2 separate regions of the Homo sapiens genome follow, and region 2 is linked to region 1. Evidence: chromatin loops called from intact Hi-C (ENCODE). Cell type or tissue: OCI-LY7. All regions are shown on one strand. Links, peaks and the distances in the headings refer to the core of each region. The heading gives the core; the rest is flanking DNA.

Region 1 (15,304 bases), core at 3,028-11,027:
GTTCCTTAGCAGCCACAGGAGTGGGTGTGCAAGTGGCTGGTGAGAGCTGGCCGGGACCCCTCTGTAGCCACCCTCCCTCAGCACCAGAGCTGGGCCCTGGGGGGCAGCACAAGCACACTCACCTCCATCCCCTGGCCCGCCCCGGCCAGGCCTGGGCCCAGCCCCCAAGAGCCTCCTGTACCTGTGTCTGGATCCGATTCAGGCCTCGGAACCACAGGATCTGGCCCCGCCGCAGCTCCCGCTCCGCGTGGTCGATCTCCTCCACGTCCTCGTTGAGCTCCTCCTCCGGGATCTCCTCCTTCTGTGTGAGCCTGCCTGCCTCCTTGAGGAACTTGAGTCTGCTGGTCGGGATGGTGGCGATGACCTGCAAGGGACCCTGTCTGTCAGGACGGTGGGGCTGTCCTTCCCAGTGGCCTTCTCTCCCTGACACCCGCTCCTCTACCTCCCTCCTCCTACCCGCTCACCCAGGCATGTGATCAATCTACTCCTTCACCCACCTCACCTGTTCCTCAGCCCAGTCTTTGACAATGTCTTTTTTTTTTTTTTTTTTTTTTTTGAGATGGAGTTTCACTCTTGTTGCCCAGGCTGGAGTGCAATTTGCTTTTTAATTCATTCATTCAGAGTCAGGGTACATAGTGGACAATCTTGGCCTCTAGGAGTTGGACAGATGTGGCTTTGAATACCCCAGACAACCCTGGTCCTGTGGCCTCGGGCAAGTCATTTAACCTCACCGAGCTTTGGTTTTCCTAGCTGTAAAGTGGGGGCCGCTCTGGGCATGGTGAGAACTGGGCACGGTGGAGGGTCTAACTCGTCCTGCATGAGCCTGGCCCGTGGCTGGCCCTCGGTTCTCCTGGGGTTACTTATTCCTCTGTCCCTTATTCCTCCTGAGGTCACTGGACCCTGAAGGCAGCCAATCCTGGACTGGGAAGGCAGAATGGGAAAGAGCTATGCCTTCATTCCTAATCTTCCCCAAAAGGCTTGTCCATGGGGCTGAGGACCCAGACGCAGGCCCTACAGGAAAGCTGCGGTGGCAGATATCAGAGGCCCCTTCCATTTCCTGTAGGAGCAGTCAGGCGCTGGCATGAATGCAGCCTCAGGGGGCTCCCTGGGAGTGTAAAGTCAGCACTGCCCGCTGGCATTAACCTTTGTCCTCTGAATCCTTCCCTCAGTTACTGGGCCCAGCCCCCAAGAGCCTCCTGTAGGGGGTGGGCCCCAGTGGGATAAAGATGGCCTGGCCCCCAGGGTGCCCAGGGGTTTATCACTCTCCAAAGCAGCCCCAAAGGTTACAGGAAGTCCTTTTGGATGAAACTAAACTTTCTTATTTATCTTTTAGTTAATTTTTGCCCCCGTAGCTTCTCACTCTAGCCTGCAGACAGCTTGAAGGCAAGAAAAATGCCTCCCACCCATGGGGTCCCACTGCCTGGATGTGTGAGCACCTTGGGAATCAGGCCCCTTAGGCCCTGAGTTGGTTCTGGGCCCTCCTCCCAAGCCCTGTGTCCTGGGTCAGGAGCCTTTGGGCTGCATGCTCTCAGAGCTGTGACAGGGTCTGGAACTTGGGCAAACGTAGAAAAACGAATTGGTGGGAGAATATTCTGGGACAAAGCTGGAAGGGCCCCTAAAGAGCATCCAGCCCAAGGAGCCCCAGAGCTGGGGCAGGCACAGCACTGAGGCCACAGATGGCCACAGGCACAGCACTGAGTAACACCGCAATGTGGCAGAGTGTGTCCTGCTTGCGTTCCCTCTGAGTGCTCTAAAGGATCCTGATTGACGCCAGCCGGCCACCAGCGCCCGCAGACCACTGATTCATCTCCCTTCCTAACAAGCTGCTCCAGCCTTGAATCCCTGGCAGGCCATGGCTTCTAGCTGGAGTTTAATAATGTCATTCTCATTACATTAATGTTTTTGTTAGCTTCCATTTATGACAAGTGATACTGATTTTTCAGTTGTCTTAGTAACAGGACGTTGCCTTTAAAAACAAATTTAAGTTAAAAAAGCTGACGTGATTGAGAGAAAATATTACATAAACAACAGGAGCAGTGGTAGATAGATATAAGGCAAAAATCAGAGCAGTAGTACCCAGACGACCAGTATAGGACCTGGGACAAACCCCCTTGCTCAGATGTCCAGAGATAGGGAGGAGCTTGCCTGGGGTCTGGCAGCCCATTCCTGGGGGTCCTGGATTCTCCATCCAGTGCTGTCTCCCTTGCCCTGCTAACAGGCACCTCCTGCGACCTACCAGGAACTTACCTGGCCCCAAACGAGCTCTCCTAACCCAATGAATATGCACCACATCCACTGGTCCAGCTGCAGTGGAGAGCAGCTGAATGGCTTCCCTCCAAACTGCACGATCACTATCTGGAGGTCACAGGGGAGCAGAGAAAGAGAGAGAGAGAGGCCATCAGGGACCAGCACAGAGGGCTGGGCTCTCAGGGTCCTGCCCAGGGGCTCCAGCCGCTTGCTGCCCACCCCGGGCCTGGTTAGGGTGGGGGCCTCACTACCTGGATGGCAAAGGTGCCCAGCACGATGGTGCAGAAGATGGGGTTCCGGAAGATGCCGTCAAAGACATTGCGCTCGCCGTGGATCTTGCGGGCGTTGATCTCGTTGAAGAGCTGCATCATGACGAAGGTGTTGAAGATGATGGTGTAATGTTCTGAGGGTGGCGAATGCAGGGGCGCGTTCCTCCCGCTGTCGATCTGGAACATCTTCTCGCCTGCCAAGTGAGAGAGTGGGGCTGGGCTGAAGGCAGTGGTGGGGGAATCAGAGGGGAGATGCCTGGCCTTTCGTGGGGGCCTCTTCTGAGCAGTGACGTGAATCCCCAAGACATCAAGGCATGCTTGGACAGTGGGGGGCCAGGGCTGTGCTGTCAGCTGGTCAGAGACTAGGACTGAAGGGTCAGCAAAGCCCTTTCTCCTCTGGGGAAGAAAGGCCTTGGGCAACTGTCTTCCACTTTTTCTGTGGAAACCCGATAAAGGTGGACGGCCGGCTGTGTTAAAGGTGGGCGACATGGCTTCTAAAAAGTGACCTCAGACTGGAAAACTCATTCTGGACTGCGAGGACAGGATACCTGCGGGAGGTTTTGCGCTGCCCCGAGAGTGCTGCTTCTTGTTCCTGAGCATGTCCCTTGCTGAGACCTCTACAAGCTCATGGGGCTGTTACTAGAGATGCCAATTCCTATATGGAGCCCAGGACTTCTGGGCTAGGCTGGCTCTGGACCCTCCCATGTGGCTTCATTCTAACACCTGAGCTGTCACATGGCAGGGCACTGCTGTGTAGACGCTGCTGATAGGGTGTCTGATGCAGTCCTGTATCCTTTTTGTTTTGTTTTGTTTTGTTTTTGAGATGGAGTCTCGTTGTTGCCCAGGCTGGAGGACAGTGGCGTGATCTCAGCTCACTGCAACACCCGCCTCCTGGGTTCAAGTGATTCTCCTGCTTTAGCCTCTCAAGTAGCTGGGATTACAGGTGCGCACCATCACGCCCGGCTAATTTTTGTATTTTTAGTAGAGATGGGGTTTCTCCATGTTGGCCATGCTGGTCTCGAATTCCTGACCTCAAGTGATCCACCCGCCTCGGCCTCCCAAAGTGCTGGGATTACAGGCATGAGCCACTGCACCTGGCCAAGTCCTGTGTCCTTTTGCACAGCTGAGTAAAGTGGTGCCAGGAGGCTTGTGGAGTTTTCTGGGTGTGAGATGTCCCAAGACTACCCAGGGTAGGTGCTGCTCAAGTGGTCAAGCCAGCAAGCCGACCAGGACCCCCGCTCTCCTCTCCTCTCCAACCCCTCCACCTCCTCTGAGTCTCTTCTAGTTCTGCATATAAGTGGCTTCCTCTAAGCTTTTTCATGATAAGTTTTACAACAGTAAAATGTGTCCTGACAACACACTACTTTCAAAATTTATAAAAGGCAACTAACTGCCTTTGAGGAATGGATCCATGCCCACCTCCATCACACTCTGGGCTTTGAGGACAAGTGAAAGGCCAGCTCCGGGAGGCTCCTGTAAGGAGAGAACTGGCCCTGATTCCATGTGGGACTGCGGGCCAGACCCTTCCCCTCTCTGGGCCTCTGTTTCCCCATCTGTGACCTGGGGATAGGCTTTGTTGGGATTGCCTCCGAAGCATCTGTGGAAACCAGGCCAGTCTTGGCCCCAGCCAGACCTGGTTCTGTGCCCAGACTCTTCCTCAGACTGGCTGTGTGCCCTTGGGCAAGTCACCTCACCTCTCTGAGCCTTGGTGCCCTCGTTTGTAATGTGGGGTGGAGGCAAATGTGCTTGCCTCACTGAGTGGAAGACCCAACCAGGCAGCCCAAGTGGAAGCATTGTGAGAGTCGGTGGTGGTGTGAGCGTGTATGCCCTGCCCCAGGAAGCCTTGCTGAGGGTCCCTTCCACGGGGCCAGGATAAGGTGCTGGAATGGGTCAGAGAAGGGGTGAGTCACTCCCCTCCCAGCCTCAGGTGCCTCTGGGGCTGCCATGCAGTGCTTCAGCACCCGGTCAGGGCCTTGCACGGTCTGTACTTGTTGCCAGGAGCTGTCACCAGTGGAGAAAGCCACTGATGGCTTTAGGGTTAGCCAGAGCTGGGACAGGGCCAGGCCCTGTTCAAGACTTGCTGGTGTGACCTTGGGCAACTTACTTGACCTCCCTGGGCCTCAATTTCCCCATTAGCAAAACAGGAGGGGGTTGTGACTCGAGAATGCTGGGTGAGAGCCATGGTGCACCCAGAAGGTGATGACCCCGCCTGGGAGAGGCGTGGGTGGGCGAGGCGCTCACCAACAAAGAGCAGGGTGAAGATGAGGGCAAGCTGGTAGACAGCATGGCCCAGGATGTTCTTCATCATGGTCCTGGAGATGAGCGGCTTGTTGCGGCCGTACGGCTTCCTCAGCAGCAGGGTCTCCGTGGGCGGCTCAGTGGCCAGTGCCAGCGAGGCAAACGTGTCCATGATGAGGTTCACCCAGAGCATCTGCACGGCCTTCAGAGGGGAGTCCTGGGGACGGGCAGGAGAGGGCTGTCACCTGTGCGCCCACCTGCTGCTGTGAAGTGCTGGGCGGGCTCATGGTGTAGTGTCCGCAGGCTCCTGCTGGAGGCTGGAGTCCGACCTGCCCCTTGGCTCCCCAGCAGGCATGGAGTTGTTCTCTGATGCCTTCTCTGGAGAACAGTGCAGACCTGCCCACCTCAGCCACATCTTCCCTGCCAGGAGATAAGTGAGTCCCCCCAGGCCCAATGGCCACCAGCTCCCTGCCTTCTGGTAAATTCAGCTGCATCTCACCATCTTCCCCTCTCCCCTCCAGCCCCCGAGGAGGGGGTCTCTCCTGGCTGAGGCCAAGACCATTCCCACCGCCTCCGGCATGGGCTCCTACCTCCTCCCCCCACTGCCTCCTCCCCCTCGGGCTTTCTATCCTACAAACAGTGCCCGTCCCCCACCCCCCCAATGTCTCCTCCCCTCTTATCCCGCCTTACCTTAAAAAATTATTGTGCGTATCTATGACTCAAAAATTAATACATTTCAAGGTAGGAAATATGGCAAATGAGGAATAGCAAAAGCAACTAAAACTGTCAAGGACCTCACCACTTTTAGGTCACCACTGTCCAGGTTCTGGGAGGGACCCTTTCAGACCTGTCTCTTTGGCTGAGAGGAGCTGGTTCTTCTGTCCCCATCCTTCCTCACACCCCCACGTATCTTGTCCACAGCAGCCAGACTTTGGCCCCTCCACGTTCCCAGAATGCCCTCCGCCCACGTCACCAGCACCTTCTGTGCCACGAGTTGCAGGACCTCTTCTCGGCCAGATGTCACTGACCTCGCCCCTGCACTCCCACTTGTAATCCTGACCCCACTCTCCTGGTCGTCGTCCTCCCTTCCTTTTAAATCTGTGTTCCTGCCTCAGCCCCATTCTCCTCCTCGTCCTGTGGCTTTAGTTACATCCGTCTAGTGGCCTGTGGAACACCTCCTCCAGGAAGCCCCCAGACCCTGTAAGCTCAACAGCCCAAACCCGATGCTCTTCCCACCTCTGTTCTCTCCCAAAGCCCCATATACCTGCATCCCTTCCACTCATCACCTCCCAGGTTTCATCACAGCCCCTGCTCCTGGCTTTCTCTCTCACCTCCTCCTTGCCTCAGCCTCGCTCCCCTTGCCCCCGTCCTCCCCACCCCGGGCTTTCTCTAATTCCATATACCTCAGGGTCAAGTGTGCCCGTCTTCTTATCAATGCTGCATGGCCTCGCCACCAACTCAATCAAAGACCTCAGGCAAACTGATAGTGGTCTCAGAATCTCAGTTTCCCTATCTGGCATCAAGACCTTCTGGTTTCCAAGTTGCTGGGGCCGCAGGAGTGTTCCTCAAGCTGCCACTAGAGGGAGTGTCTCATCCACAGGCCAGGAAAGAGGGCCCTTCTGAGCAAAAGGAAGCCCCCAGCCACCCTCCCAAGGCTCCGATTCTCAGGGCTGGGGTAGCCGGAGCTGCCACCTATATTCCCCCAGCGCAGGAAGCAACAGAGGGGAGCAGTGTTCCAGCGCCACACAGCTCTTGGGGCAGTGCTGCACTCTGGGCCTCTGGGGGCTCCTGTGGGCATGGGCTTGTCTGCCCAGGTGGCTACTGGGAGTGTTGGGCCTTGGGGATCCCCTGGGGCTAAGGGAGACCCATTCTTGCCTCCCTGGCCAGGCTGGTCAGCCCCTGTGGGGAGTATCAGGAGACTGCAAGAACAATGGCAGGTCCCTGGCCAGTCCATCCTCTGAGCCTCAGTTTCTGCCTCTGTAAAATGAGGATCATCACAGTTCCCACCTCATGGAGCTGCATGAAGAAGCAGTCAGTCTGCAGACATCTGGGGCCTGCCTGCCAGGCTCAGTGCATAGGGCTGCTCCAGACCCAGTCGTGGTATCTGGCCAGACTCCTCTGTGACCTTCCCAGTGAGCAAGATCCCCGACTCCCTCCAGTTATCCCCACCTAGCACCTCCTAAGGCACTCCACACTCCAGTCCAGAGCCAGGGCCCCAGGGCCCCCACTGGCTCTTTGTCCTCACCTGGATGCCTGATCCCCCTTGGGCCCTGGCCTGCCCCTCCCTGCCTCCCTCTGCCCTCGTGGTGGCCAAGGGCCCTGCCTTCTCTTGAGGATTCCCTCTCCTGCCTCCTGCAGTGAGGGCCAGGCTGTGAGCCTGACAGCTCCCATTTGCTGGGTGACCTTGAACAAGTCACGCCACCTCTCTGAGCCTCATGTCCTCGACTCCCCTGGGGCCAGTGCCTGCACCTGAGCTCTGTGATGCAGTTCCTGGCCCCCAGCAGGTGCTCCATCGATGGGTGCCTCATCCCCGGCTGTTCTGACAGGGACAACCTGGAGTACCCTAAGGCCCCCGAGCCTCTGTGGGGGGTCTCCGCCCTCCCCCAGGCTTTGGTGTGGTCTCCTGCGGACCCACCTGCGTGATGCAGGCGCCTGTGAAGGCCACAATCACGGCCACCACGTTGACGGTGAGCTGGAACTGCAAGAATTTGGAGATGCTGTCATAGACGTTGCGGCCCCACATCACTGCCTTGACGATGCTGCTGAAATTGTCGTCTGTCAGGATGATGTCTGAGGCCTCCTTGGCCACGTCAGTGCCTGCGATGCCCTGTGGGGACAGGGACAGGAGGCTGGGTGGGGTGGCCGGGGGAGGTGACCACTTCTAGCATCACCATCCTCACTCCCTCCACTTCCTCAGTCCTACACAACTCCCAGTGGGCCCAGCACAGCCAGACCACACAGGGACACCCCACTCTTCACGCTCCTCACAGACCCAGCTCCCTTCACCCTCAGGAAGCCTCACCCTGGCCCCCTCTCCCCCTCTGTTATCTTCCTCCTCAGCCTGCAAGTGCCCCCCTTCACACAGCTCCCCCAGAGCAAGAAGCATCCTATGCCTTTCCAGGAAGACCTCGGGGTCAGGCTGAGTCTCGAGAAGGGTGGGCACCCACGGCAGATGGCGGGTGGGCCAAGTGTGAACTGGGGCTCCTGAGTAGCCAGCCCAAGGTTGTGTAGTCCAATCTCCCCAGCCCCCACCACCCCAGGCCCTCTGTGGGCCGTTCCTACCATGGCGAAGCCCACGTCGGCCTTCTTGAGTGCAGGCCCGTCGTTGGTCCCGTCCCCCGTCACGGCCACCACCTGCCGCTGCTCAGTGTGTGTGCTGTCGATGATGCCTGTTGGGGCAGGAGTGTGCTCAGGCCCTGGGCCACTCAGGTGGGAGGCAGCCTGGGCCAGCCCTGGTCCTCGGGAGGGGCCTGGCTGGGCATGGCTTCCTCTCTGGTCCCTGTCCAGCCGCCCCCTCCATCCAGGCTCTTCCCAGCTCCAGGCTGGCCTATAGCTGCCAGCAGGTTACAGTGGGCTCCTTACTGGGCTGGTGCCGACTTGGGGCCCCCTGTGGCCCGGGCCCTGCTCACCTCTCCAGCCCCCTCTTTGCTGTCTGCAACCTGTGGCCACATTGGCATCCATCCTAACCAGAAACACTGTATCCTCTAACTGTGCTCAGGGCCCCCTCTGCCTCAGCAGGGCTCCCAGGGTTTCAGCAGGACCTCACCATCTGTTCCTCCCGACACCACTAGCCAGCACTTTCTCCCTGGGGAGTCCAGGCTTGCTGAGGAGGCCTTGGCTTTGTCATTTGCCAGTGACCTCTGCCCCACCATTCTGGCCCTGACCTCCCTCCAGACATTCATCTTCAATAAAACATTCAACGAATAACAGAATGAACAAATGACATGTGGCCCCAGTCACTGAGCTGGGGCCAGTGGAAAAGGGTGGGTGAAGGATGTCATCGGTGGGGACCTGTGGAGTTTGTGGGACTCCTCATTCATGGGGCTTGCGAGCAGGGATGTCCATGGGCACGACAGGAATTTGGGTATCAGCATCCATGGGTCTCTCATTCTGCACATTGAATGTATCACCAAGGCCTGCCAATTCTGGCTCCAAAATCCCACTGAAACCCTTCCTTTTCTCTGTCTCCACCCTCTGCCACCAGCATCACTTTGTTTCCTCTCACTGACTCTGGACTCCCCCTCCAACTTGCTTCCCCACAGCAACCTCAGGATCTCTCTAACACCCATGTCTGAACCAGTTCCGTCCCCCAGCCATCCCCGGAATGTCGTTTTCCTGCTTCCCCCCTTGGTCTCAGGATAACATCCATGTTCTTAGCTCCACTTATGAAGTCCTCTGTGACCAGGCCTCACTCACATCCTGACCTCTTCTCTTCTCTCATCCCCTGGCCACCCCCAATCTGTGCTTACGGTCCCACAGAGCTAGCTCTCACTGGCCCTGTGTCTGGGCAGGCTGTTCCCTTGGCTGGAGGTACTCCTGTCACCCACCTGTACTGTATTTTTGGCTCAGAGGCTGCTTTTCCCAGGAAGCCTTTCTGACCCTCTGAGGATCCCTGCCTGCCCTTAATCAGATCCATGTAACTCTATGTGCTGCTCCATCCTTGCGCATCTCTCTGCTCTGTGCCTAGCAGACGGCAGCAGCCTGTGGAATGAGGCGCTGAGTTCCATAACCTGGGGCACTGTGCCCCCAACCTGCTCCCTTGCAGCTCTACCCTCTTTCAGGCCCAGCTGCAGTGCCGTGTGTTCTGGGAATCGTTCTGGGCTGCTCCCACCCAGCTGTCGGTGACCCCTCAGTTCCACCGTCCTGGACTCAGCCTCCCCAAGCTTGTCCCCTTGGGACATTAGGCCTGAGTTTCCATAGTTCCCTCAGTCAGCCTGGGGGCTCCTCCAAGGCAGGGACGGGTCAAATTTCTGCCCTGTGGCTCCCAGGTGGTGCGGACCGTTGCGTAGCTCAAGCTGTGCGGAAAGCTGGGAGGAAACCTCTCCCTAGACGCCTCCCTGCCTCCAGTCCTGGGGTGGCCTGACTGTGTGCAGTCACCAGGGGCCTCCCTGTGGCTGCTTCCTATGGTCACATTTCTGTTCTGTCCCCGCAGACCTCTCAGCAACTATTTCCACCATGGACCACACCTTCCTCCTCCACAGGCCTCCTTCCTTGTCTTCCCGGCACCACTCCCCACTGACCATCCTCCTGCCCCTCTAGCCTCCTCCCCTTGGCCTCCTCTGTAGGTTCTCAGCCTGCACCATCACTCGGGCAGCTCTTGGCTTCTGCAGCTCCTCTCTCCCCACCCACATGTGCCACCCAGGACTCTGTCTCAGGCCTGCTCTCCCTCCTCGCTCGATGTCCAATGCTCTTCTCCAACAGGTATAGACTGATGGGATCCCAGACCCTCCTGCTCCTCATCCCTCCATGACATGCAAACCACCACCCAGCCCAGACCCCTCCACTACCCAAACTTTCTCAGACCCGCACCTGGCAGCTCCACTTGAGGTGTCACCACTGTGGGCAGGTGACAACTCTTAAGCAGGACAATCCTACAGGTCCCTCCACTGCCAGGCCGTGCTCTGCACTGCAGGGTAAGTTTTCTAAAATGATGCTTCTACCCTCTAAACCCTCCCATGTTCCTGTGCCTGGTGACACGGTGCAGGCCATGACGGGGTGCTCGTGGTGGGCATTGGCGGCCCTGCAGGATCTGCTGCCCTCCCACCTGCTCCAGTCTCCTGTAGCTTCCCTCTCCCACCCCGAGGTCCTGGCCCAGATCCTTGAAGGCATCTGGGGATCTTCTGCCTCTAGCCCTTTGCAGAGCAGTTCCCTGCCTTGCCTCAAGCACAGGCCCTACCAACCCTGGAGCCCATCCCACCTTCCATGGCCTGTGACCTAAAGCCTCCCTAGTCCAAGTTAGAGGCAGTGTTGGGTCCAGAGCACCCCATGCCAGCAGTGCAGCCTTTTGCTCTATGCAGGGACCACTTATTCAATGCCTGCTGCGTGCAGCCTGGCCCATGAATTCCACGTGGGCAGGACCAGGCCTGTCCTGAGCAGGGCTGGCACCTGGCAGGACCTCAGTAAACAGTTATGGAGAGAATGAGTGAATGAATAAGAATAAGGATGGGCTGGGCGCCTTCTGCTCCCTTGTGGTTCTGGGGTTCTGGGTTTCTCTCCCCAGGCCAGATCTGCTTCCATTAATGTCCTTGGGCAGCACCTTTGAAAGAGGAATCCAAGATGTTCTAGGGCTGATCTCCAGTGGAGCCCTGCTCCCATAGCCATTTTACAAATGAGGAAACTGAGTCCCAGAGTGGGATTTGCCCAAGGCCACAGAGCAGGTCAGTGGCAAAGCCAGGACCACGTGACTCTAAAAATACCCAGTTGGCTGGGCACAGTGGCTCCTACCTGTAATCCCAGCACTTTGGGATGCCAAGGCAGGAGGACTGCTTGAGGCCAGGAGTTTGCAACCAGCCTGGGCAATATAGTGAGACCCTGTCTCTATAAAGAATTAAAAAAAATTATCCAGGCACGTTGACACATGCCTGTAGTCCTAGCTACTTGGGAGGCTGAGGCAGGAGGATGGCTTGAGCCTAGGTGTTTGAGGTTGCAGTGAGCTATGATCACACCACTGCACTCTAGCTTGGGTGACAGAGGGAGACCCTGTCTCAAATAAAATAAAATAAAAATAAAAATAAAAAGTGCCCAGGACCTGGCCACCTAGGCTCAGCAAGTGGTGTGCCCTCCCTCTGGAGGGAGGAGCAAGACTTTGGCTTTTGGTCTCATCCCTCAGGTGGCTATTCCCAGGAGAGCGCATCCCTGAGGTCCTGGTCACAAACGTTGGTTGGGGGCCTCAGGGACCAGACAGACCAAGAGACTTAAAGCTCTGAGACCAGACTGAGAACGAGTGAAGTAGGCTGAGTATCAGACAACAAGCAGCAGTAAGGACTATGTCAAAGGTGAGAGAGCAGGGTCTGCGTAGTCTTTCAAATCCATCATTTAAAAAGGCGCTGTACCGGCCACATAGAACACGTCTGTGGGCCCCATTCAGCGCTGAGCCAGGAGTTTGGGACCCCACACAGGCCCAGGTCCATTGCTTCCTAGGGGAGTTGGAGGCCCACAGAGAAGACTTAGCCCCATCTCCTTCTGGCCCCTTGCAGGCTCCTGGGGCTGAAAAGGGGGTGACATAAGGCTGTGCCCAGGTGTGGAGAGTCAGGGGCGAGGGGCCCTTCCCTTCTGGGAAGAAGCTGCAAGTGCCAGGAGAGGAGGGCCCAGCTTCTGGCCTGGTGCTGGGCTTCAGGATTGCCCGTGCCCGCCCAAGTCTTACCTTTAACCAGGGTATGCTTGTCCGTTGGGGAGGAGCGAGCCAGCACCCGCAGCTTTGGCCAGATCTTGTCAATTCGCTCCTGCTCAATCTGGAGAGGGATGGGGAAGGGGGCGGGTCGGTGGGGTCGGGGAGAGAAACTGAGGCCTGGAGAAGGGAGGGGACATGCCCAGAGTCACTGGGCTCTTAGCAGCACACTGGCTGGCTTCTGTACAATCATGCAGCACCCTACCTCCCAGCTCCCATCTGAGCGCGTTCCCCTGAGGATGCTTTACGTTGGGACACGCACCTCCCCCTTCTCGTTGCGGATCCTCCTGTTGAACTCCTTGCCCTCGAGGCACAGAAAGTCCTCCCCAGGATGGATGATGCCACACTTGATGGCGATGGCCCGAGCCGTGTTGATATTGTCGCCAGTGACCATGCGGACCGTGATGCCTGCCCGCTGGCACTTGCGGATGGCTTCTGGGACCTGGGCAGGAGGGCAGGGGCCATGGGGGAGGGCACCACCTCAGGCAGACTCCCCCTGCCTTCATGGATTCCAGAGGAGCCCTTCTCACAGGCAGCTCTACTGAAAGGGGACTAGATGACTATGAGATGCTGATGACGCACATGGCATATGGGCCACAGCCTCCCTTCCTGTGCCAACGGCAGGCATTGTTAATCAATCACACATCCTTTGATTAAACCCTGATGTGGTTCTCATCACAGAGTCCCAGGTCGCTACCACCTATTGACCATGACGGTCCATCCTGAGACAGAACCATTGGCTGTCTCGACCTGGGCGAAGACTTTGGAAAGACTTCCATGAACGCCTCCTCAGATCTGGCCCCAGGTAAGCTTGGCCAGGTGAACTTCTCTTTGCCTCATCCACATACATAGTTCCTGCAAACTTGACAGATCTATTTGTGTATTTTCAGTTTCTTGGGGGGACATTTGCATTTGGGGGCATTTTACTTACAGAATGTGACACGGATTTAGAATATGTATAAAGGATTATGCTTCAGGTAAAATACGCCATTTCTCTGCAATAATAAGGATAGGTTCTGTCCTCTCTGACTGTAATGACAGACGGATATCTGGGACAATCAGGCCGGATCAGAGCCAGCCAATCAGAAGGCACAAGGCTTCCCAGCCCCGCCCCACCCTACCCCAGCAGCTGGCCCTGAGCAGAGCTGAGGGTTTCCCCGAGGAAACCAGCCTGGAGCTGGGGCACCCCTTTATACACAACAGAAATCAATGGAACGAGTGATTCTTACCCGAGGGCAGTGACAAATAATAAAATAATATTTGCTGCAGAACGTCTTTCAGTGGGAGAGAACATGTCAAGGGCAGGAAATCCAGTTGTTTGGGAGGACCACAGCCTGTTAGAATCTCCAGCCTGGAAGGGCTCAGTCTGACGTTCCCTCCCTGCACACCCCACAGTGACCAGGAGCGCACTCCAGCATCCACCTGCCAAGCCACTGCTGAGGGAGTTGGAAGACTATGGATTGAGTTGTATTCCCCCCAAAAGACAGACTGGAGCCCTAAGCCCCAGTACCTGTGTATGTGACCTTGCTTAGAGATAGGGTCATTATAGTGGTAAATCCAGCTAAAATGAGCGCATCACGGTAAGCCCTAATCCAACAGGAATGGTGTCCTTATAAAGAGGAAATTTCGACACAAAGATATGCAAAGGAGATGCCATGCAGAAATCGGGGTGCTGCTTCTACACTCCAAGGAGGCCAAAGGTGGCCAGCAAGCCACTGGAAGCTGAGAGAGAGGCAGAGACAGCTCCTCCCTATCGTCACTGGAAAGAGCCAGCCCTGCTGACACCTTGGTCTCAAACAGATGTACAGCCTTCAGGACTGTGAGACAGCAAACTGCTCTTGAGCCACTCAGTTTGTGTGACTTTGATACGGCAGCCCTAGAAAACTAGTACAAAGAGTTAGAAGGTGGGGCCAAGCCTGACTGGGACAGCTCCTGCCTGGGGTCTCCTTTCTGCCTTCAGCAATGGTAAAAACAAGGAATCGGCCTTGACTATCTCGCCTGTATCCACCCCATTCACAGCACCTGCCACTCCTTCAGCCCCCACCACCATCGTCTCAAGCTGGGTCATTGCCCAGCCTGCCTCTGGGCAGGAGGGCAGGGGCCATGGGGAGGGCACTACCCTCCCTGTGTACCCTGTGCAGAGGGCACTGCCTGGCCCCTCTTTCCTTACCCTGGCCACCAGTGACCTGCCTGAGTGTCAGCCTGTGGGGCTGCTCTCTTTCAGGGGTTCCACCCTGATGCCTTCAAGAGGAAACCCGCAGTTCTGAGCGTGGCTGTCTTGTGGCGTGAGGAACGGATGCTCTAGAGGGGCAGGGTCCCAGTAAGGAGGCCTCTCTAGCTACTGGAGTTGTCTAAGAGACCGGCTCTGTGGTGGCAGGTAGTGATCTCCCCGTTGTTGAAGGGTTAGAGCAGGGCCAGCTGACCACCAGCCTCCTCTGGGGCTTACTTCCAGGGCCTGGGGAGAAGCCTTCCAGTGCCCACTCGGGGTTTGGGGGCCACGTGAGCAAGGCCCCTGCCTCGTGCCACAGCGGCTAATCACATAAGCAAACGTGACCTCATTCTTACAGGGCTGGAGGGAGTGGGAATGTGGAATGTCCAAGATCTTGTTTATATAACTTACTAACATCCTCATGATGGCTGTAAACTGGGCTGTGGCCCCCTGCTGTCTCCTGCCCCTGAGAACAGCAAAGAGCTGCTGTTTCCTGGGAACGCACACCTTATCTGGCTCCTGCCTCCAAAAGGAGGAATTTAGGTTCTTGGTTTCAAAGACGCTGGAGGACTTGGAGTTGGAAAGGGTTTTGGGTCATTGACTTTGACCCTCTGCCCATTCCCTAGATCCGTTCCCAGGTGTCCTCAACAGATGGGCTGGTCAGCCTCTGCTTGCACACCCGATGACAGGGTGCTCCCTCCCTCTAATGCCCACTGCTCCACTGTGGAACAAGTCTAGCTGATTTTTTAACACAACCTTTCTTTTTTCAGATAGCAGAGCATCACCCTGTGTCAGACCTGTACTCTGTTTGGAGGCAGGGTCTTTGGCACAGGTCTATACAAAAGACTCTGGGAACACAGAAGGGGGTTTTGTGCTGCTGAGTATAAGGGGGTTTTGTGCTGCTTCAGTGCCCTTTGTGCTACTGAAGGAGCACAGAGGGCACTGTTGCTTTAG
Region 2 (15,304 bases), core at 2,859-10,858, 180 kb after region 1:
TGAGCTTAAGTCTGAGCTCCACCACTCACTGAGCTCTGTGATCTTGGGCAAGTCAGTTCCCCCTTCTGAGCCTGGTTTCTTCATCAGTAACATGGTGATGATATCTACTTTGGAGTTGTGTCCTGAGAATTAACTGAGATACTGCCTGTAAAATACTTTGCCTATCATGTGTTACATGCACAATTAATGGTAGCTTAAAAACTACCTGTAAGCCCCTTCTCTTTTCCCTTGAAACAAGCAGGACGTAAGTATCTCCATCTTGTGTGGCATGGTGTGGCAGCAGTCTTGTTCTGGAGTTGCTTATACTGACTTGTGAGAGCCGATTGTGTTGTCAGTGATCTCATATTGGCAGCTTACAATCTGCCAAGGTGGGAGCATTGACACCACAGAAATTGGCAAGCACTGGAAAGCAGGACATCCACCTCCCTGAGAGCTGGTTGTGAAACACTTACCAGCACACCACAGAACCCTGGGCAGGCCCGCAACATGGTTACCTGGAGTTCATTACCTTTCAAGTTTCAGGACCCCTTTCTGATTTAGTTGCCTTTGACCTGTTCCTCCCTGCTGCAGGCTGCCCTGGCCCCAGCCCCTGGGCCTCTGTCGGCTCTCATCCCAGTGCTGATAACCTGCTCTTAGCCCTCCCACCATGGAGCCTACTGACATTTCCCACTCTGCCCAAAGGAGGGCAGTGCCGGACGAGGTGACCCTGGCATGGCATTGTCCTAAAAAACTGTTGGCCAGCGATCTTCTATCTTCTTCTCCTCCTTTTTCCTCTCTTGTTGCTGACCCCAAAGGCACTTCCCAAACAGCCACTCCCTCTTAGCTGCCAGCACCTCAGATACCATCCTGTCGTTCCAGTTCTCATCCCATTGTCCCCATAACATCCATTGCCACTCCTCTGACCTTTCCAGGTCTAACTCTTCTTCCTTCAGCCCCAGCCAGGGGACTCATGGACTTGGAGAAAGGTGGCCCTGGCATCTGTCCTGCTTCTCTTCCTTCTCCTGGCGTGGCACTGGACAAGTTACTCAACTTTTCGGAGATTCAGTGATAAGGAAAGTGATATTTACAGGGCTCTCGCCACGTGCCAGGTGCCGTGCCCACAGCCTTCCTGGCTGACTTCATTCCTTGTTTCCTCATCTGCAAAATGGAGATGATGGAAGTGTCCACCCTGTGGAATTGTACGGTGAGCTGAAGTGACAGCTTAAATGGGCTTGCTGATTGTAAAGTGTCATGCTAATGCTGTTATTCTACTTTGAAGGGCAATGCTTGTTTAGATCTACAATTTTCAGATGTGTGTGTGTGTGTGTGTGTGTTTCTTAAAAAAAGCCACAGGCATGCTATTTATAGCCAGCTCCTGTACAGGTTTTTATCATTCCTTGCCTGCTCTGCTAAAAATAACAAAACGACAAAGGTCAAGTCTGCTTCTACCTATCTGAGGAGTCTACAAAGAATGAGCCTTTTGATTCACTGCCTCGGTGAAGTGAGGACTCTCCTGCCAGCTCGGTGCAGGCCACAGCCCTGGAACTCCTAACCAGGTCGACTGGGTCTACACCGAGGAGCTGAGGAAGGCTGGGGGCGGGGAACCTGCAAGTGTCACACTGGGCAGATGCATCTCGCCTCGGCCACCCCTTCCCCTTCCCCCAGCCTGGGGAGGGAGGTGGTGGTGGAGCACCATAGACTGAAGGACAAATATTCTGGGTCCTGGTCCCAGGGATGCAGTGTGGGCCATGGTTTCCCCATATTCAAAATGAGAGGGGTTGGGAAAATAGCCACTGAGAATTTTCTCTCCAGCCTAAATGCATACATGCTCCATTCTTTTTTCTCTCCCCTTCAGCCTATAACACTATGGACTCATTTAATGAATATCCACTGGCCCTTAATAATGACAATAGCATTGATGATACTGCTACTCAGCCACTACTTGTGGAGTGTCCAGAACATACCAGGCACCGGGCTAAGAAAGCCTTGAGGTGGAGTAAACTCACTGAATCCGTGCAACCCCACTGGAGAAGGAAGCTTGTCATCCCCATCTGATACATGGGGAGGTGACTGAGCCCAGAGCCTTGCACATGCACAGTCTCGCACCAGGCAGTGACAGCTCCAGGATGTGAACTGGGTGTCACGTCCTGGGCCTGTGCTTGGCTCTAGGCACTGTGCCGGGCACAGCAGGTAGGAAGACAGACACAGAGCTTGCTTTCCCTGTCGTTGAGGGAGCGATGGCTGCAGATAGGATGACCTCACACAGTGTGGGAAATGGCAGTAGACAGACGGGGGATTGGGCAGCCTGTGCAGGTTGCAGGGAGGAGCACATTTCACCTTTGCCAGTGAGGCATTCCAGGTAGCAGGCACAGCAAGAATGAAGGTAGGGTGGGGTTGGGGTGGGGAGGGCTTGAAACCTCACAGCAAAAAGATTTGCATTTAGTCTGTGGACCAGAAACCCTCAAACTCCAGTAATGATGTTTGCCAGTCTGCAAGTTCTAGCATATACTTTGCATCTGTCCTGAAATCACCTCCCTTTTAGAAACATATGTATCTCTCTACTTAGTGTTATCTTAAGCATTCATAGTCACAATATCATGGATTTGCCTTGCCAGTTGTATTTTTCCCCTAACACATCAAAGTAAGTGCACAGGTATTAAACTAGAGAGGATGTGCTTGCCCCCCTCCAAAATGCGGACTCGCGTCTGCCTTTGGAAACCAGGACCGTGGGTTTAGGCAGCTTGGAGGCTTGATCCGATCTGGACTACAGAAGGATTTCTCGGAGGTTAGAAGGGATAGGGGAGGCATTCCTGGGAATCTGCCCTTGTCCCATGACAAAGGTCTGGGGGTGCCAGCATGCCCCCAAGCTGAGAGTGCCACTCTTGCCCCAGCAAAACCCCTCCTTGGCCTCAGCTCTCTGGCTTCACCTGAGCCCACTCCTGATCCGCTTTCTCCCAGCCAAGCGCCGCTGCGGCCGTGCTGACCTCAATGACTAACACACATTCCTGGCCTAGTTACAGAGCCCCTCGCCTCGCGTATTTATAGCCACCTCCCAACTCCACTCATGCCTCTGAGGGAGGCCTGGCCCTTCTTTGAAAGCTCCTTTCACTACCCCTGCCCTGCCCCGGGCCCCGCTTTCACCGGCAGGTGCTGTCAGTCTCCCCTCTGTCGGGGACAGGTGTGGGGCAGGGATTTTGTTCTGTGTGGCCATGGGAAAGTGGCTTCCCCTCCCTGGACCTCATCTGTAAAGTAAGAGCCATCATACTCTCCGGCCAGGCTGGGCTGTGGTGAAGATAAACTGAGATATTCATTCTGAGATCATGAGTAATAACTAATGTTCATGGAACACCAACTGTGCACTAGGCCCTGTCTAAACACTTGGCACATTATGAACTCATTTAATTCTTACAACAACCCCACAAGGGACATACTGGTATCATCATGCCAATTTTGTAGAGGAGGAAACTGAGGAACAGAAAAGTTAGGCAGCTTGCCCAAGGTCAAACACCTAGCTGGGATTCAAACCAGACTCCAGAATCTGTACTCCGGGCACTGTGCTGAACTTGACACACAGAGTGGTCCTCAGCCATACTGTGGATTTGCCCTGTTTGTTTCCTGCCTTTGGGGTCCCCTGAATTAGCTAAGCACATCACTCACCGTCTGCAATAAAGTGGCCGAGGCGGGAGTGAATAATGAAGGTGCAATGTGCAATGTCCGGGCCTTTCAAGGGGCTATTGAGGACTTGGCTAATGAGGGAACAGAGCAAGAAAGAGAGAAGAGTCACAGCTGGGACTCCTGTCAAGGTGCCCAGCTTTACAGAGAGGTATGCTGACGCATGGCAGCATGGCAGGGCAGGCTGGCATCTGATGGTACGTGAGAGGCGTTGGAGTTCTAGGAGTGGAGAACTCAGTTCCTGTGTCCCCTGCCCCTACCCCACCTCTGACATCTCTCACCCTTGATCTCAAAGGAGGAAAGCTTCCAATGAATGTTTTGATAGAAAGGTTTTAGGAACTTAAGCCACCTCGTCCCATGAATGTTATAGTTCCAAAAGAAGATTCCAAGAGGGACAAGAGAACAAATATTGTTTGGGTGTTTACTGTATGTGTGGCACTGAGCCAGGCACTCAGCAGTCACTTGTTCATTCAACAAACATTGGCTCAGAACTCACTCCACTCTCTGTGCCAGCACTGATGCTGCCTGCCTTGCATGTGGAGACTTCTGGACCAGGATACCTGCCTAGCAAGTGGCAGGACTGGGATCGAATGCAGGGGTTTTTCTCACATCATACAACTGCTATTGGTGGGTGCAGGGACATCTGACTTCACCTCCTCATACCCTTTACCATATACATTTGGCTGCAGCCCAGTTTTTCAGGTCCCCACCCTGATCCCTCATGGTCACTGGGACATGCTGCTCTTCCTAAAATCAGCCCTAACAGATAAAACTCTATTCCCAACCTCAAAGGAAGCTCCAAGCCATGGTTTCTGGATTCTGGAATTGAAGAGAGGTGTCGGCTGCCTGTCCTTAGCCAGAAAATTAATGGCCAACCCTGATTTAATTAGCTTTTCCTTACAATGATTTAGGGAAGCCTGTAATTAGCTCAGGGGCCTGGAGGGAGAGGCCCAGGTGTTGGAGCCAGTGCTGGAGCAAGCAGCAGGGGAGGGGGGTGCCGGTTTTAAGATCAGACTCCTGCCCTTGCGAGGTAATAGTGGAGGCTGGGAGAACCCCTCACCTCCTCACTGTGGGAGGCGGGTGGAGAGAAATCCTAAATGAATGCAGAAGAAGAGAGGGTGGACTTAGAGATTATAAAAATATTCTTTTACTTTTTTTTTGTTTTGAGACAGAGTCTCATTCTGTCACCCAGGCTGGAGTGCAGGGCACAATCTCGGCTCACTGCAACCTCCACCTCCTGGGTTCAAGTGATTCTTGTGCCTCAGCCTCCCGAGTAGCTGGGATTACAGGCGGGCACCACCACACCCAGCTAATTTCTGTATTTTTAGCTGGGGTTTCGCCAGGTTGGTCTTGAACTCCTAATCTCAAGTGATCTGCCTGCCTGGGCCTCCCAAAGTGCTAGGATTACAGGCGTGAGCCACCACACCTGGCCTCTTTTTTTTTTTTTCTTTTTTTTCTTTGCCTACCCAAATAAAAAAGAGTGCCTTTCTATTTTGATTTGTATTGGAACAAACTATATGGCATACGTGGCTTCGGCAGGCCACACATCACTGCAGGTTCAGAGTGGCAACTAGACTATGTCACTGCAGATAAACTCTCCAAGCCCCTTGCATGTGGCTGTGGCAATCCTCCCACAGTGTCAGGTGTTAAAGCCAGACTTTTCCAGCTAATAACAGGGCAGACTCTGTTTGCAGTTCTGAGGAGGGGGCTCCCAGAACAGGGTCTGCATTTCGTGCAAGGTAAATGGATATTAGCCAGACATTGGACAAGGTTTTGCCTGAGACCCTTGCCAGCTTCAGACTTCCGGGGCACACATCCCAAGGAGTAGATTGTCCCTCTGTGGCACCCCAGCCCCTGTGTGACCCACCTTAGTGGGTTTCCTGCCAAGCCCTGCACCTGCCCCCACACAAATCCTCACAGGGAAGCAGAGCCAATCCTACCACTCAAGAATTTAGCCTTGATCTGGAGGCATCAGAGAAGCCCCCATAAACAATCAGTCAAGTAACAGTGAAGAGTTTGCAGGCTATCTTTGAGGATAAGATGGTATCCAGGACCAGAAAATCCTTCATTCATGAACTTTCAGTCTGGGAACTTTCATGGGCATGAATAAACCCATAGCCAGTGGATAATGTCGGTGATTATGGACAGGTGTTTAATCTCTGGGCCATTTGTTCTTGATCCAGAATGATTTGTCTGTTGATGCTCCTTTTTAAGGTGTTTTAAGGACATTGTTAATCCCTCCAAGTCCAACCAATATAGAAGCAGCGAGAGTGTGGAAACTGTGTAAAGTGATTGTGGGAACGGAGGTGAAATGTCACTCTTTAGAGATATATACACCCAAGGTGCTTGTATTGTGATATCTGAGATGTAGAGACAAGTTGATTGTGAACTCCTTAGGGAGTTAGTCTGAGTGTGAGTGGAGAGCCAGAGGTGGCCATGGGCTACATTTGGAAGGAACAACAGCATTTCTGCTGCCACTTTCAGAATGCCTACTCTGTGTCAGAGGCCACGCCAGCCACATACATCATCTCTAACTCTTACAGCAACCCTGCTAGGGAGGCAATATTAGCCCATTTACAGAAGAGGAGACTGAGAGTCAGCGAGGGGAGGTAACTTATCCAAGACTATCCAGCCAGGCAGGGCAGTGTTTGGACTTCAACCCACGTTTGTCAGGTAACAGTCTGTGTTCTTTCACAGTTCACAGAGGTGGGACAGTGGGGTTGGGGATTGAAAGACAAGGGGGATTATGTGGGTGGGCACAAGGCAGAAAGGAAAATGAATGTAAATTTTTATTTTTAAAAATGTATGCTGTGTACCTACTGTGAGCCAGGTTGCCAAGATGAAAAGTGCAGTGTCCACCCTCCAGCTCCTCGTGGTCCCGTGTATGTGTACTGCTGTGCCCTATTTGAGGAGGCTTCCTTTTCAGTACGTGTGTATTGCCTTTTCTCAGCTGCTGTGCTTATCCCCCTCATCATAATAACCCCCTGTGTGAGGCTCAGAGAAGTTAGCTAGTTGTCTCAAGATCAGACAGCTAGTAAGTGGAGGAGCTGGGATTTGATCCCATATCTGTTTGACTGCACAGCCTGAGACCTTCCCTGGGATCCTCTCTTCCCTGTGACCATCATGCCTATCTCCCTTCTACCTCCTGGTCATTCCACTGGAAGTAACTTTCTGTGTGCATAGCTTCTGCTGAAGCCAGTGTTGGACTTGTTAGCTGGAGAAAGGAGATGTGTTTGGAAACCACCCAAGAAAAAGACACTTGAAATAACTTTTCTCAGTAGCCCTTACTGCTAAAATGTGCTGAATCCCGAACAGGAGTAGGCCTCTGAAGGACTCACATCCACACCATCCGTTTGTCTGGGATCTACAGCTGATGGTGCACTTTTGAAGTCATTACCTCATAGAGCCTCACAGCAGCCTGGGGCAGGTGTCCTGAACCTCCTTTTACAGATGAAGAAGCTGGAGGCTCAGAGAGGTAATGGGGCTTGCTCAAGGTCACACTGACACCTGGGGGTGACCTTGGATGCCTCATGTTTTCTCCCAGAGCCTGAGGTTCTTCAGCTGCAGAGATGGTGACGATGATGTCGGCACCCAGGGTTGCTCTGAGGACTACAGGAGAGGACACAGGTGGAAGAATTAGCACAGGACCTGGCACACAATAGGTGCTCCACAGCTGATAGATGCACTGGACTCTTCAAAGTGAAGGTCACAGATGTGGATAGTGAGGGTAAAGAGAGGCCAAGAGTGAAAGGCTCTTGAGCCACTGCTTGTGCAAACAGGTGGGCTGGCAGCTGCTGACAGTGACAATGGCTGGTTTTTATTGTTTAATCCTCCACAAGTGTCATATTCCATCCTCATCACAAGCTGTACAAAGTGAGTTATGATTTTGTCTCCATTTTGTAGATGGGAAGGTGGAGGTGCAGGCAGGTTGAGTAGGTGGGAACCAGACAGCAGTTTTCAATAGAAAAGAATAAAACAATCCAAGTTCAGAGTATGACAAGCTTTTAACTTTCTATTAAAAAAATCACTCTTAAACGTTTCTCCTGAACATGTCCCCCAACTTTTGTTAGCCTCTCTAGCATTTACTTTGTGACTTCCTTCACCATAGAACTTACTCCTCTCTGGCAGGCCACCCTAGCCCTCATTGCTCATGGAAGGCGGAATCCTGGTGCCCAGCCTGCTGGGCCAGGGCTAGAAGTGAAGTTGGGTTCCATAAATTGCGAATCTTTGCTACAGCTTTGGAAGTGGTGAAGGCTCCTGCTTTATATGCAGCAGCACCTCTGACACATGGTGCAAATGGTGTCTGGCTAACCTAAATCATATTTCAAATATGCCATCGGAAAAACCGTGGTTCACAGGAAAAATGCCCCCTTGATGCTTCCTCCCCCGCTTGATTATTCGGGGATCCTGGATGTGGCTGGTAGCAGGGGAGAGGAGAACTTGGCTCCACTAAGTGGTCAAATATATCAGAGCCCAGGCATTTATCTCTAGGCCCCCGTTTCCTCTTCTCTAAAATGCAGAAAAAAAAAAAAATAAAAGAAAGTGAACTGGCAGGACTAGACTGGAGGGAATCTACAAACCAGCTACTTGTGAGAGCAGCCCACTGAAAATACATTTGTTTGTTTTGCTCAGAGCTTAAAATAAAATTGCATTAAATGCCAATGTTTAAAAATGGGGGGATTGTGCATAAGAATCCAGATTTCTGTCTTCTCTTAAAATATCGTGAGCATTGCCCATCCAGAGTTGGCTGGAGGCGGATGAGGCCACAGAGATGAACATGTGGCCACTAGGTCATCCCCTCTCCAGCTGACTTCATTAAGGGCACTTTCTGCCCTGGACCCAGGAGGTAAGTGAGTCTGTGACGCCTGGACCTGCATCCTGAACGTGGGAGCCTCTTCAAGGGAGGGGGTGGGCTTCTGGCACAAAACCTTTCCTATTTATTTAAAACGCACTCATGATATGCCAGGGTTGTAGTAAACGTATCAGGTACAATTCTAAGCACTATACCCACACCAGGCAACTATTTAGTTCTCATAGCCACGTCCTGAGGCGAGTGCCATTGCTATCACACCCATTTTGTAGATGAGCATGCCGAGGCACAGAGAGGTTAACTCACTTGGCCAAAGTCACATGACCGGTAAGTGACGGCATTGAGATTTGATCCCTGGCAGCTCTGCCTCCAGATCTGTGCTCTAACCATTGTACAGTGCTGCTCCTCTTCCTCTTTTCTGGGAGAATGGCCAGTCTTATGGCTTTGTCCAAGTTTCCATCTCTCAATATGACAACTAATTCATCATCTCCCCAGCTCTCCTTCCCTCTTCTATTTATTACTTCCCTCCCTCATGTCAATCAACTCCTTTAACCTGAACAGCCCTCTAAGGACAGGTATACTATTTTCCCCATGTTGGGGCAAGGACATTGAGACACAGAGAGGTTAAGTAACCTCTCCTGGCTAGAGGTGGGAGAGTCAGGGTTTGACCCTGGCCATCTGTTTGCAGAGTCCATGCTCTTGGCAGTCTCTAACACCCTGGAATCCCCTCAACCACCCAGCTTGCCATTCATTTCTTCCATCCTTCATTTTTTCACTTACCTATCCATCCAACACTCAACCAACACCTTGTGCTCATGCCACCCCTGTGCTGGGCATGGGAGGCTCAGAGATACCTGCATCGAGACTGGCAGGAGTGGAACGGTGACATCCTGCTCTCAGAACAGGAGCTACCTATGAACACTCCCTCTGGGGCCAAGGCCAGTGGGAGAACTGGTTTTCAACAAACAGCCCTGGACAGTTCAGGAGGAGGCAGCAGAGGGGAAGCTGTGTAGCCAGCTTCCTGCAGAGGTGAGTCTGCTGTAAGGCACTTACAGATTCAAGAAGACCTCAGCACCCCTGACACCCTCATCCCCTAACTCCACCCTTGGCAGCTAAAGCACCGACCAGCCTTTTGGTTGTAGTTAGTCCACTGCTGCTGTGGGGCCCTGAGTAAGAGGCTTTGCTCTTCTGGGCCTCAGTTTCCTTATCTGTACAATATCTTGAAATAACCTTTTTGTTTTAGAAGAGTTTTAGATTTACAAAAAAATTCCTAAAGACAATACAGAGAGTTCTTGTCTGTCCTGCATTCAGTTTCCCCTATTATTCACATCTTCTATTAGAATGATACCTTTCTCATAATCAATGAATCAATATTGATATGTTGATACTAACTAACACCCGCACTTTATTCACATTTCCTCTGTTTTTGCCTAACACCCTTTTCCTCTTCCAGGTCCCCATCTAGGGTGCTGCATTGTATTTAGTCACCATGTCTCCTTAGGTTCCTCTCGGCTGGGACAGTTTTGCAGAATATTATTTGGAAAAAATAAATTCGAATACCTCAGAAGGGGTATTTTGGGCTACAAGAAATATTTTAATCTGGGCGGTGGTTACACCAGTGTAAACCCGTGTAAAAAGTGGTACATTTAAAATTAGTGCACTTTATCTACTATGTGTATCATGCCTCAATTAAAAAAAAAAAGGTTCTCCAATTTGCCACAGTCCCCAGGACTCCCTGTTATATTTCACTCATTCTCTGTCATTGTTTTGTATCATCTGCTTCGCAACTGTATTCATTACACAGTAGATGAATAAGACCCTTCCAGTTTACTCATCTTCAAAGTGGGTATAATAATTTTCTACTTGATAAGGCTGTAGTGAAGATGAACTGGGACAGTATATATCAAGTCCTTAACACAGTGCCTGGTGCACAGTAAGTGTTCAATAAATAGGAATGATGAGGATTATTGTGTGTGTAATATTTGTATTATTAAAACAGGTGTGTGAGCCTTCCTTCTCCTTACAGCAAACCCCATCCTCTCCTTCTCCTCTCTCCTCTGCCTCCTCTTTTGTCTCTGTTCATCTCTGCCTGGGAGGGCCAGGAGGTGGGAGAGACAGAGCAAAGCCTGCAAAGACGGTGTGTACCGGCCAACAGAAGCAGAAGACCCTTGAGCATGACCCCCAGACTGTCCTCAAAGCCCAGGGAAGCTTTGGTGGAAGCTGGGGTTCCAATCATTCCCTATTTAAGGAGTTCCTTGGGGTGCAAGGAGCTTGAGGAGCTCTGCAGTTCCCTGACAGCTTCCTCCAAAGCTATATCCCGCCCCCTCAGAGATTTCCCTGGCCAGTGATCCCTGGACACAGGGATTGGGAGGGCTTTTAGAGGGGTGCTGTGGGTCACGGGGACAAGGTAGCCTCCAACCTGGGCTGTCTGCTGGCTCAACCTCTTGGGGGGATGCCAGATTCCCCTGTGTGGCACCCCCAGACCCATGCCCAGAACCAATGAAGTCAGCGGGAGCTGTCTGTGATGAGTGTGCGGATGGCCAAGAAGGACCCATTAGGGCCAGTGAGGGGGTGTGGGGAGTGGAAAGAATAGGGACTGAGGGGTAGGAGGACAGGACTGGGTCCTGCCTTGCCCTCTGACTTGCTACATGACTGCTGGCGAGTCCCTTCCCCTCTCTGAGTCTCTATTTCCTAATAATAATAACAATAATAGTAACCATGATGATAGTGATGATGGTGGTGGTGGTGGTGACACTAGCTCCCAATTTAAGTATAAGGCATGGGATAAGCCCGTTATGTGTACAGCGTAATTTCATCCTTATACATAACCCACAAGCTAGGTCCTATTATTATCCCCATTTCATGGGTTTTTAAAATGGGGTCAAAGGGTCGAGAGCGTGTGTAAGCCTTCCCAGCTAAACCGTTTGCAAACACAGGATTCAAACTCCAATCTGTCTGACTCAGAAACTGACACCATGACCTAGGTCATCTCCTCTGTATTTGCACCTCTGAGCTGGGCAGGTAGTTTTCCTTCCAGCATCAACCTTGCTGCCTCTGAGGGCGGCTCCCATGTTCAGGGAGGGAAAGGGGGCAGCTCAGAGCTAGCACCTACTGGACACTTGCCTGTGTTGAAGGGCTCCCTCGCTTATCTCATTTGATCTTCACACAGCCTTATGAAATAGGAACTGTTACCACCACCCCCATTTTACAGGGTAGGAAACTGAGGCACAGAGAGATGGAGGTAAATGTCCAAATGGACACCTGGGTGTCAGGATTTGAACCTGGGTCTTCTGGCTACAGAGCCCACGCTCTTGTACTCTTTCACCGCCCTCTGGAGGGAGCACTCCTATGGAGCTGGGTGAGGCCAGAGACAGTCCCTCCTGGGGCTCCTCATCAATACCTACAGAGCTTGCCTGGGCCAGGGCTTGCCCTCCACTCTCCCTCTGAGACAAGGACTCAAAGCCTCACAGGTTCCTCTCCTTATACTCTTTCCATCTCAGGAACCCCCTACCTCCCCACCACTGCCCTGCCCTGAACTGGAGACCCAGGCTTCTGAGGAGACCAACCAGTCCAGGGCTGTGGGGAGTGCCTCGCGAACCCAGCCTCCCATACCTGGCCAGAGATGGCGGTGAATCACCCGGTGTCCCCGCTGGGTTTCAGGCCACGGACACAAGTACCCTCTCTGACTGCTCGGCTCCAGCACCTACAGTCACTGCAGAAGTCTGCAGCGTATGGCCACACCCTGCAAGGTGGCCACGGCACCGAGGCCTGGCTGCCAGCAGGGCTGCCTCCCTTTCTGGCCTGAGGATCGGTGAGGAGGGAGGTGGGGTGGGGAGGGGCAGGGGAGCAGGGCTGGCCACTAAGGTCTGTGGGCTGGCCTTCACAGTGCGGTAATCGGCAAAACAGTGGTCTCTGTCAAAAGCAACATGGGTGGCGGGCATAACTCTGTACCCCTGGCTTCTTCTTGGGCTTTTGTTCTCACGAGCATGAGGCTCCTGATCCTATCAGCAATACCCTGGCTTCAGCCCTGGCTACCTGGAAGTTCTTTTGTTCTGAGGACTCTCTGTACAACTGGCTGGCATGGAGCAGCCCTGGGAACGTGGGGAAAGGGTGGCTACGACGCGTGCATCTGGCCCAACCCAAGGAAGCTTCCACTGAAACAAGTCACGTGGGGAAATGCCAGGCCAGGAGAGCCTGGGCCAAACAGCACAGAATCTTGCTTCCTCCAGGAAGCCTCTCTGGACTAAGGGGAAAAAAGGGTAACAGAGTCCCCCACCCACCTTGCCTCTGGGCCCCATGACACTCCTTGCTTGTGCCCTATAATGTGCCTGATCACTTTCTCTTCATAGAGAAACAGGAAGAAAACATTTATTGTTTCCTGCTGAGCAACTTGTCCTTCCTCCAGCATCCTTGGAGAAGGGGCACTTTCCACATGAGCAAGTTTCCTAGCCACTGTAATCTTCCTCCTTCGTGTGCCAACGTGTGTTTTATCTTAAATATTTCTGGTGTAAGGAACACACCCCTGAATATATTTTTCACTTTTATGTGAATTGATATTTTGCTAATCACAGCAACTCCTGTTTGACAAATAGCAGAACATCTATGCTGCAAACATATTATTTAGTCAACCTAGCGACTTCCTTCGCTTCCCAGCCTTTTGCTTTTAAAAATACGGTTTAAGCAGGTGCGTTGGCTCATGCCCGTGATCCCGGCTACTTGCTTGGTGCTGGTGTCAGTGTGTGAATATGGATTGTAGGCTCTCAGTTCAAGCAATGTGGGAACTGCTCATATTTGGGATGGGGAAGCTTAGTTAACTTTCCCAGATCCATGAGATGACTTGGGAGGAAAAAAATGGAGAGCTGGCAATAAAGGGGGTCCAGCACTGACCCCCCACCTCTCTGGGCATCCCAGCCAAGCGGGGGTGATGGGCTCATGTCTCTGTGCTACTTCCCACCTTCCCGGGGGAAGACTCAAGAGCAGGTGTTATCTCAGAATGAAAGTCAAGTGACTGATGAGAGGGAGTAGGGGCTCCCCAGAGGTTCTCAGACCACCCAGGAAGGACATTACTTCTCTAGGGAAACAAAGACAGGAGGTGACCCAGGAAGAAAACCTCTTTCTCTCACGCTTTGAAGATTATTTTGGGAACGATCTTCCTGGTACTCCCCTATCCAACAACAGCCAGTTGCGTACTTACCTGTTTTGTGGCCTTCCTGCCTGTAACCACCTTGAAAGCTAAGTCCCTGGCTTCCCGTGTCTCCAGAGTCTAGCATATAGTTGTGCTGAGAAAGAGCTCAGCTTCAAACTTACAGGCTCTTTATGTAAGACAATGACCCCACAGTCTCAGATTGGAGTTTAAGATGCCAATGGGCATCTCCTGGAAGCTAAGATATCAGTGATTTTTAGAAGGATGTCAGACTTCTAGAGAATGATGTAAAATATTCTTCGAGTCTATTTGGGAACTTAAATATCATGAAAGAACTGGTGGTCTGTCCAGAATCAGCTTCAAATCATTATGATAGGGATAAGGGTTGAACTATGTCCTCCCAAAAAGATAGGTTGAAGTCCTAACCCCTCATACCCCAGAATGTGAGGTACAGATGGGCGTTGACAGAGGGTGTTTACAGAGGTGATCAAGTTAAAATGAGGCCACTAGAATGGGCCCTAATCTGGAATGATTTGGTGTCCTTACAAAAAGGGGATCTTTGGACACAGAGGCACTCACTGGGGGAAGACGATGTGAAGGCAGGGGACTAGAGTGCTACTTCTCTACTCCAAGGAGCTCCAAAGATGGCCGGCGAACCACTGGAAGCCAGGAGAGAGGCCGGGAAAGAGTCAGCCTCCCCATCCTCGGAAGGAACCAAGCCCTCTGACACCTTGATCTTGGACTCCTAGTCTCCAGAACGTGAGACAACACATTTCTGTTAGTTTGTGGTCATGTGTCACGGCAGCCCTCACAAACTAATACAGATGACAGACTCTCTTTTCGCAGTGCTCAGGTGGCTGAGAGCGACCGACACAGTCCCAGCAAAGGCGCCTGAGGTCCTCACCATTTGAGGCGATTGTTCCCACCGGGGACCACCAAAAGAACAAAACTCACTGAGCAGTTGTCAATATTCCAGGCCCTAAGCTGGGCATATCCTATTTTCTCTTCCATCGAATCCTTCCGACATCCTCAAAAAGGAGGACTCCCATTTTAAAGAATATAAAACTGAGGTGAGAAGCACTTAAGTGAAACTTGTCCAGGACTGCACAGCCGGGACCTGCACCTGGCAGAGGGGAGACGACCTGCGGCCGGAGTGTCCCACCGCACCACGCTTCCTCCCCAAGTGAGGCCTAGTGCGACAGCTCCCTGGCTCTGACGAGTGGTTACCAGAGGTTTGGGGTGTGTGTTGATGCAACCTCTTTGTTCCCTTCCCTGAGTTTTAGACTGGGGCAGTCTGGCCACAGACAGGGCTCACGTTTTTTTCCTTCGTTCTCTCGTTGAAGAGAGCAGGATTGCAGGGAAAAGTTCAAACTCCCCAAAAGGATAAGCTGTTTAAGAATCCTCAAGTCCTTTTAAAGCCCTACTTTGTGCCAATTTCCACCTTTTACAAAGGGCTCCCATCCCCCAGCAAGGCCCCTCAGATGGGAATTATTGCCCACATTTTAAGGAGGGATGAGTCAGTTGCTTTGTAAACTGGTGTTGATTACAACTGCCTAATACGTTGCTGACGTGGAAATTCTGCCGATTGAACTTATTTATAAGGAAAGATGCCTGTCATTTTTAGTTAGAAAGGGTTTCTGCTGGGGAGGATTTAGTTGTCGTTCTGGCACAGTCTTGGGGTAAAACATTTTCCATAAACG

Evidence for each region. Peaks named below come from ENCODE experiments on the same cell type or tissue, not always from the same donor. Only the 100,000 strongest peaks of a DNase experiment are listed, where the experiment ranks them.
Region 2: it touches region 1 in a loop (8-fold over the local background); 4 of 110 quality-filtered maps call a loop at or near these places.

The regions. Positions count from the first base shown.
Region 1 is chr3:10,337,995-10,353,298 of GRCh38, forward strand. It overlaps ATP2B2 (ATPase plasma membrane Ca2+ transporting 2), which reads right to left. Exons shown (of 23, transcript NM_001001331.4): 15 at 12,404-12,583; 16 at 12,118-12,205; 17 at 8,037-8,143; 18 at 7,390-7,581; 19 at 4,758-4,971; 20 at 2,499-2,710; 21 at 2,248-2,355; 22 at 182-364. Among named protein-coding and RNA genes, the nearest start is that of MIR378B, 15 kb to the left of the region's middle. RefSeq lists an enhancer at 1,293-1,860 and a silencer at 14,382-14,555. In OCI-LY7, for the core only: CTCF peaks have their summits at 6,334 (motif pointing right) and 6,557; DNase peaks (open chromatin) are centred at 6,347 and 7,207.
Region 2 is chr3:10,515,673-10,530,976 of GRCh38, forward strand. It overlaps a transcript of ATP2B2 not described here. Among named protein-coding and RNA genes, the nearest start is that of ATP2B2, 18 kb to the left of the region's middle. In OCI-LY7, for the core only: a CTCF peak has its summit at 7,148 (motif pointing left); a DNase peak (open chromatin) is centred at 7,139.